Regions from separate parts of the Homo sapiens genome. Here region 1 is linked to region 2. Evidence: chromatin contacts called from ENCODE Hi-C or POLR2A ChIA-PET data. All regions are on one chromosome and are shown on one strand. Each heading gives the region's core, a stretch centred on a gene start or an enhancer-like site at or near the end of the contact. The rest is flanking DNA. Distances are from core to core; before and after follow the strand shown.

Evidence for each region. Hi-C counts contacts between places; a loop is a spot of excess contacts on that map. ChIA-PET counts read pairs that join two places held with the same protein, here RNA polymerase II (POLR2A). Pooled maps may share reads with other maps.
Region 1: a map of naive thymus-derived CD4-positive, alpha-beta T cell shows a loop between it and region 2 (9-fold over the local background). The contact joins the promoter of FCRLB here to the promoter of IFI16 in region 2. A Hi-C loop is called at or near these places in 1 of 168 maps with a recorded cell type or tissue (naive thymus-derived CD4-positive, alpha-beta T cell) and 5 of 50 pooled maps. POLR2A ChIA-PET finds 5 or more read pairs at or near these places in 1 of 52 experiments (activated T-cell).

What each region holds. Positions count from the first base shown.
Region 1 is chr1:161,720,051-161,724,256 of GRCh38, reverse strand. It overlaps FCRLB (Fc receptor like B), which reads right to left and starts at 2,713. Exons shown (of 8, transcript NM_001002901.4): 1 at 2,596-2,713; 2 at 2,407-2,502; 3 at 1,554-1,604; 4 at 1,248-1,268; 5 at 636-890. The coding sequence starts at 1,584. RefSeq lists enhancers at 1,652-1,751, 1,832-1,931.
Region 2 is chr1:159,008,271-159,012,545 of GRCh38, reverse strand. IFI16 (interferon gamma inducible protein 16) reads right to left here and starts at 2,639. Exons shown (of 12, transcript NM_001376587.1): 1 at 2,385-2,639. It overlaps LOC124904432 (a long non-coding RNA gene), which reads left to right. Exons shown (of 2, transcript XR_007066671.1): 2 at 1-39. RefSeq lists an enhancer at 2,703-2,782.

The sequences.
Region 1 (4,206 bases), core at 1,464-3,963, 2.7 Mb before region 2:
AACCCTTCAAGCATCTCGAGAATCAGTTTCTCAGCTGACTCCTGTGTACACATATACACGTCTGCAATAAAACTTTGAGTAAGTGCTCAGTTCAATTGCTGCTTTTTTTCTTTAGCAAATCATAATTCACTTTTAATCCTCAGAGCAGCCGAAGAGATACATACTATTATTGTCCCTTCTTTACAGATGTGGACACTGAGGCACAGAGAAGCATCACACTGTTCAACTGAGAGTAGATCCTTGATCTATGCTCAGACTGCCAGGGAAACTCACCTTTCCTGTTTGGTGAATTTCCTTTACTGCTCCCTCCCCAACCCCCTAAAGTTCTCTGTCCAGCACTCCAGGTCCTTGGAGCCTTTGCTCTTCTGAGCTGGTCTCAGAAACAAACAGAAATGTTCACACTGTGCCTCACACTATGGCAGGAGGGTAAGGGGACCTTGGGGGCTAGGCATGCCTTACTGCATCTCTCGCATAGTGCCGTGCAGGTCCCTACCTGCTCCAGAGACTTAAGATAGGCCCCAGTGTGGCCCTTGTTTCCTGCACCTTGGGATTGGCCCAGTGTTCCCTCCCACCAGAGGACTAGTATTGCCAGAGGAGACACGTGCTCCCCCTCCCCTCGTGCTCAGTCCACTCACCATTGGATACAGAGAGGTGGATGGGGTCACTGACGGGTGCTCCCCGTGTCTGGCATCGATACACCCCTGGTGTCTGCACCTCAATGCTCTTCTTGTGAGAGGGCAGAAGTAGGTGGCCCAAATACCAGAGAGTGCTGATGGGCTGGAGCTCCAGGAGCAGTGGGTGGTATCCATCACACTTCAAAGTTACCCGCTCCCCTTTGAAGATGGTGGTCCAAGGTGGATGTAGAGACAATATGGGCTTCTCCAGAGTAGCTGGGGTGGGGAGTGGGGTGAGAGGGGGCAGCATGCAAAGAGAATCAAGGTGAGGTGCCCAAAGAAACGACCTGAGTTTGGGAAATCTTAGGAAACCCCAGCTCGCAGGCCCCAGCCCATGTACTAACCCATCCCTGCAGGAGAGGAGATCACATTCATTGGGTTACAGACTACCAGTCCATCAGCCAGCACCCATTTCTAAATGCCTTCAAGCAAATTTAGTCCCAGGGGTTGACGAGAGTGGGAAGAGACACTATCCCAGCGCAGCCAAGAAGTGAGGAGTCTACTTGAAAAGGTCACTTAGGGGGTTGGAGTGGAAGCTGTAGAAAATTGGGATGAGAAATTTATAAGACTCACCAGCTTGCCCACTGCTTGGAACTGCAGAACAGGAAAGAAGGAAGAGGAAGGAGAAGGAGAATATTGGCGATGAGAGGAGAGAGACTCTTGACGACAAGAAAGGCTGAATGGTCCCAAAACCTGTTTTTCTTCTTCTGCCCCTGGTTTCCCAAGCTCTGAGAAAGCCCCTTCTTCTTCACCCCTCCAAAAAAAGATAATGAACCACTTGGAAACTGAGGATTGGATACCCACCCTCCTCTCCCCATACCTTGGTCCACCCTATTCTCCACCACCCAAAGCTCTTCTGCTGCCTCACTGTGGACTCACCCAGGAGCAGAAGGGCTGTCAGTGGCCACATGATGGATCTGACTGCAGCAGCTGCAGAAGGATGGAGATGCACTGGCATGAGATGGGGAACAGAGAGAAAGAATGTGGCCAGTGGATGCCACTGAGTACTAGGAGACATTGCTGCTTCTCCCACCCACTCCTAGTTCCTGAAGATAGCAGACCAGAACCAGTGGGAGACAGGCTGAATATCAGGTATCCCAAGTGCCAGGCACTGTCTCATCTACCGCATCTACAGCCACCTCACAGCTCAGGCCAGCCCTGACTACTGAAAGGAAGGCCTGCAGAACTTGTGCCCTCCACAGCACAAGAGAGCCCCATAGAACCCCAGGCTCCAGCAGATGACCCCGCCATCTTCAGGCTCCCATTGACATCCCACTCCCATCCCATCCCTTCTCCACCTTCCAGCCAGCCCTGCAAGGCTCAGCTGAGGAAGACACGGCCTCATGTCCTTAAGGACCTTTTTCCTGCTCACTCCTGATGACAGACATTGGCATGAGACCTAGAGAGGTCAGTGTTCGGTTGCCTGCCCCCAGAGCTCACATCCTGCCACAATGAGTAGACGAAAAGGCATGACTCACCAACCACCCTTCACATCCCTATCATCTAGTTCCCCAGTCAAGGATAGAAATGCAATGTGTTTCTTCTTCCTCCCTTCCTGAAATCTTGAGTTCTCATAAATTCTTAAATTCTTAAGAAGTTAGAAAACTCTTCTTTCCTACCCATCCCAATGAGCTCATCCTGTGGCACTTCCAATCACTTGTTCTTTTCTTCCTTCCTCCCACCCTTCCCTGCAACCCCTCCCCAGCCACGCCCCAGTTCCAGAACTCCTGACCTGCAGCAGAGAAGTCACTGCATCGGCCCCTCAGAAGCCTCTCAGATCTGACCTCGGGGCTCTACTTCTTGTGCTTTCTGAGCCATGTGACCGTACCTGAGCAATGAGGAGAACCTGAATTTTCATGTAAATACTTAATGAATTTTCCAGCCTGATAGTGTGTCTCCTTGGACTCTATCCTGTCCTTACCTGTGGTTGTTTAGAACCGGGGCACCTTGATCCCTTGGAAATCTGATGGGAAGGAGATCAATTATCAGGTACTGTCAACTCCCAGGAAGATAGTATCTTCCCCTCTTGCTGATGCCTGAAGTTCCACTCTGAGAGTCCCCTCATATTTTGCTTAATGGACTAGCCCCTTTTAAAAATGCAAATGCCTCTTAGGAAAATGTGACTGGTCATTTAAATTATGCTGGTCACTTCAGATCATGTTTTGAGTGCAGGTTTTGATAAAAGAGATAGAGTCCTGTAGATTTCAAACAAAGTAGGGACATATTTGACAATGTGCCCAAGAGTAGGGGAGGCAGAGAAGAACTAATTACTGGGAACAGGGATGATCACCTGCCTGCTTTAGGAGTGCCTGGGCTGACCAGCACTCTTGTGCTTCCCCTCCATCCTAATAATTCCTCGTCTCAGGGCCAGTGTGTGGCTTCCCACATGATCCACAGCCTGCCACAGAGGTCTGACTTCTGCACCAAGCCACCACCTCAATGGTAAGAATGCAATGCAGTTGTCAGCTGTCCTCTTAGGCAACACAAGCTGGCTCTATTTTGGCTTCTCATCCCCCAGAGCACAGATCTCAGCCCCTTTACTCGATTCAGAAGAAACCTTAGTACACCAAAACTTTGTGAACTGTATAGTCGTCCCTAGAAACCTCTGGAACCATCCATACTGTTCATATTATACAGTGCTCAGAATTTGACTTGAAAAATTTCCCACGAAATATTTATTTATTCTAGGCTCTCCTCTAAGTTTTTCCCAAAGTGAGTCTTTTTACTCCATCTAGGACTTTTCCCCAGAATTTCTAATTCTTCACTCCTTTACAATGCAGAAAAATTTAGAAATTATCATTTGTAACTTGAGCAATTATTTGAGGCCTATCACAACATAACATCTGGACAATATATGTCACCATTTGATAAGCATTCTGGTGATAAAGTGTTCTCAGTGATAATTACAGTAATGAACTAATGCTGTTGTTGCTGATGACAGCTCACTTTAGTGTCTCGGCATGTGGCAGGCACTATGCTAAGTGCTTCACAGATATTACTGCACTTAATTCTTGTAAGGCCCTTTGAGGAAGAATTATTAATATCCCAATTTTGCATATGAGGAAACTGAGATGATGAAACTGGGATTTGAATAGAAGTCTGTCTCCAAAATCTGTTCTCTTATCTCTCTGATTGTCAGGGATTCAAGATGCTGCTCATGGCCGGCTGTCATTATTGGTCTTTGCAAGTTCCCCCTCTTATTGTCTTACCTTGTTGACTTTCACCCACATTATTGTCCTCCTCCCCTCCACATAAGCACCCACTGTAAAATGTTTACTGTGTGTTCCCATATACATGCTATTTTTTTTTGTGCTTTAAGTTCTAGGGTACATGTGCACAACGTGCAGGTTTGTTACATATGTATACATGTGCCATGTTGGTGTGCTGCACCCATTAACTCGTCATTTACATTAGGTATAACATGCAGTTTTTAGCTTTGAGAAATATTTAGTGTTGTTAATTTACATAAGTGGCATTGTGTTCTAGATATTATATTCACTTCTACTTTTAAAAATTAATCCCAGATGTTTCA
Region 2 (4,275 bases), core at 1,390-3,889:
ACAATTTATTTGCAAAATAAAACCAGATTTGGGATGACAGTAGGCTATGTATAATCTTTATTTCACTGAAATGTGAACACTCACATGTTTTGTTTTGCAATATTAGTGCTTTTGATTTTGGAGTAATTATTTATATCCCAATGGAGTTTCTAGTAAGACACTATTTAGAATATATACACTAAATAGCCTTTCTGAAGCCTCCAGATTCTTAACTTCAAAATGTATCTAGCTCCACAGCACAGAAGAGGTGCTTTCATCTTGTCTTAAGGGAAAATATAATTTTACATTTTAGAGTTTTAATTTAGGCAAAATGATATTTAAATAGAAGAGTCTCAAAAACTATTTTGTGATACTCAGGGCCTCAGTCTTTTTGCAAGACAAAGACTCATACCACAAGAAAACATCTATTGAAAATAATATTTAATAGGAAAACATGAATAAAATTAAAAATTCTGCCAGCCAAAAGATAAGAAGAGTGAAAAATAAACTTTTTTAGGTGTTCCTAATGTCTTACAAAGAAAACCCTGATCAAATATAAGAGAAACAGAAATTACAACAGCATGGTAAAGGGAGGGAAGAAAAAGAACATGACAATTCACTAAAGCAATTGTCTTAGATAGTGAGATGATATAGAAGTGTCATAAATTGAAGTAAAGACAGCAGATTGTTAATTACCAGCATATACCTAAAAGGTCTGACCTGTTAAGTGACAACTTTCATCAAATTTGATTTAAGAAATCTACATATATATTGTTAACAAAAGGTGAAAAAAATTGTTAAAAATTATCTTGCAAGGAATAACTAAAGAAAGCCAGTTTATCTATGTTTGTGTAATTTTAAATATACCTTAAGCCCAAAAGTAACTTCAGATACCACATGATAAAAGTTTCAACTCCTAGAAAATTATGTTTTAGTTATGAATTTATCTAATTTATCTAATGATATTATTTATTATTTTATAGTGCTTCATGGTACTATAATTAGTATATATTTCTCTTCATATACACACATGTACAGACATCACTACACACATATATGTGTGTACCTGTTTGTATACATGATTATATATACATATATTTGTGTGTGAATGTATATTATATATACACATAACATGTATGTGATTGTGAGAGCACTACAAAGAAAAAAAATTTTTTTTTTTTTTTGAGACAGAGCCTTGCTCTGTCACCCAGGCTGGAGTGTAGTGGCACAGTCTCGGCTCACTGCAACCTCTGCCTCCTGGTTCAAGCGATTCTCCTGCCTCAGTCTCCTGAGTAGCTGGGATTACAGGCACACATGACCATACCCGGCTAATTATTGTATTTTTAATAGAGACAGGGTTTCGCCATGCTGGCCAGGCTGGTCTGGAACTCCTGACGTCAAGTGATCCGCTCGCCTTGGTCTCCCCCAAAGTACTGGGATTACAGGCATGAACCTCTGTGCCCGGCCAAAAAAGCAAACTTTATAATAGGAGATTTCAGTTTATGCTTCAATTACTAAATGAACAAGGTGAAAAAATCTGTAATGATATAATAAATTTGAACAACGTAATTAACAACATTTATCTAATAAAATTCTGAAAACAACATTTAAGAATCTCACATTCCATTTAAGCACACATGAAATATTGTACCAGGCTATAGAAAACATCTTTTAAAAATTTGAAAAGTAAACAATAGTAACCTTTTCCTAACTGCCTTCCCCTCCACTCCCCTATACCTTGCCACAAGGAAAAAAAAAATCATTAACTTTCAGGAGGGCAGAGAGTAATTCCAAAATGATTGAAATTCTGCCGCTAGCACCCGGTGCAGAATGGAGCTAAAGTAAAGGATCAATATACTTATGAAAATATTAAGACACCATGTGCTTGAGTAACTGTGTTTGTGAAACTGAAAAAAATTTTCTACTCTGTGTACATTTGTTCTTATGTTTTGTAAAATTGGGATGATGTCATATAATACATCTCTATGCTCAGATATGTTTTTTACTTAATATTCTTTCATGATACTTTTTTCATGTCACTATCTTGAGAACCCACCACAGCTACCGAGTTTCCAACACTTCTTCCAGCCAAAATAACAGAAGCCCTCTTCTAAGTACCAACTTATGCCAGTATACACTCGGATAATTAATTTTAAAATCTGCAACGGTCAAAATGCATTTTCTCTTGTTCAGTCCTCAGTTGTGGTGGAATAGAAGATGCCTGTTATCTTCCTAAGTAAATGAAGGATTCATATCAAGCAACTCAGTTTTCACTTTTCTGAATACTCAGCCCTACTCCCATCATCCCATGACCCTGAATAACCAATACTGATTGTCCCCTTGTGATTCTGGGGACTTCAAGGAAGGAACAAGATCATATTTACAAAATCAGGAACAGTACTCACCTCACTGGAAATTTTTTCAACAGTAGTCCAGATCTTGAGATCTTCAGAAATGCAGGAATCAATGCTTATTTGTGTGAGGGGGGAGATAAATCAGTAAAGTTCCCAGAAACGGAACCGCAGGATGTTGTAATCTCCAGAAACGCTAAGAAAATGAAGTATCTGCAAAGATAACAAGGAAAAAAGGCCTTGGTTGAGTCACTTAGTTAGCTGACTAGTGCTGGCTTGCTCCTATTCTGCTATTGCCCCAGAGAAAATGGAGTAGGAAACAATGTGGAGACTCCTCCCACCAGTGTTTTTAGCTTTCGTTTCTGTTAGTCAGAGAAAATGAACAGTTTCCTGGCAAGGGCTGGAGCATGTGGTGAGGGGAAATGGGGGATGAGAAATTACTTTAATGGGTACAGTTAACATTTTTCGGGTGATGTGCACACTGAAATCTCTGACTTCACCAATATGGCATATATCCATGTAACGAAATTACACTTGTATCTCATAAATGTATATAAACACAAATAAGTTTTTTTTCTTACAAAATTCGATAGCTGAAAGGAGTTCCAACATTAGAACTTTCTTACCCAGCAGACTTACATGTGAGTCATTAGAGACTTATATTCCCTTAAATGATGCTCAAATATAAGAGAAGCAACATGGCTTCTTCTCCCCTCCTTTCCTGTGCACAGAGTGGCAGTGGCAGGAGGAGATCTTGGTAGGAGCATCTATTGCTACCAATACTTTACTGCATCTCCTGGTTGGGGAAATGTCTGCTATGAAATCGCTATTTGTTTAAATACTACCTGAAGTATTCATCCAATTATTAATAACTGACAAGCCTGGGCTTTCCAGATCAGAAAGTCATTATGAATATGTAAATCCTTCCTTAAATTTATATGAAGGAGTTTAACACTAGCTGTCCTCTTGACCATGACTAGGTTACTTTACCTCAATGATTAGATTCACGAATGCTCAGATTTTCTGCATTATTCCTGGATAAACAAACGTGGATAGTGGACTCTCAACATGACAGCATCGAAGACTTGAAAATCCTGGAAAATGCACTGAACTTCCGGTAGTGTGAGGAGTCTGTTTAATCCTCTGCTCAGCAGTGTATTTTTCTCTGTTAAGGACAGTGGGTGCCCTTTAGCGTGCTGTAACCCCAGGATGTCAAATAAATGGCATCAACTAGCAGATGATGTGGTGTTAACCCAGCAGCAGATCTGCAAGCAGGATGTGGTCATGAGTGGAAAAGGGGCCCCATAGACTGTTAATATGTACTGTCCAAGGCCATCTACAGAGCAAAAGAAAGCTGATTGTTTTAATCCAAACTAGGGCCATGAAGTGAATAGCTGAATTCTGGATTTGAAACCATATGAATAACTTTATCAAAAAAGGAGTAAGTCAAGAAAAAGCAAAGAGGATCTGGAATGATGGCCATAAACATCTCTGGGTGTTCGTGATAATCTTTTACTGGCTTTAGGGTACTCTTTACGTGGATACATTGAGTTGGCCTTAAGGCAGTAGGTAGAGAAGGATATTAAGGCAGTCACTGGGAACCCCAATCCAGAGGTCAAAGGGTAGAGAACCCTTGGAAGTTATGACCCTTCAGAACATTTTCTGCCTTTTACTTATAATCATTTTATATGCAGTAATGTCCTCAATTGGGACTCCAGCATACAACACACAAACTGCGGTCACCTATAAGGGCAACTCAGGACAATGCTCCATAATTCATACCACAAAGATGAAATTTTCATAGATGAAGCAAAGAAATGCTTAAAAATGTGCATTTTCCCCCACTTTGTGGCAGTGGCCAACAATTGCAATTTGTGCTATCATACAGAAAAGTCATTAGTAGAATATACAAAAATTCCTGATAAAGCAAAAAATGTGCGAATAT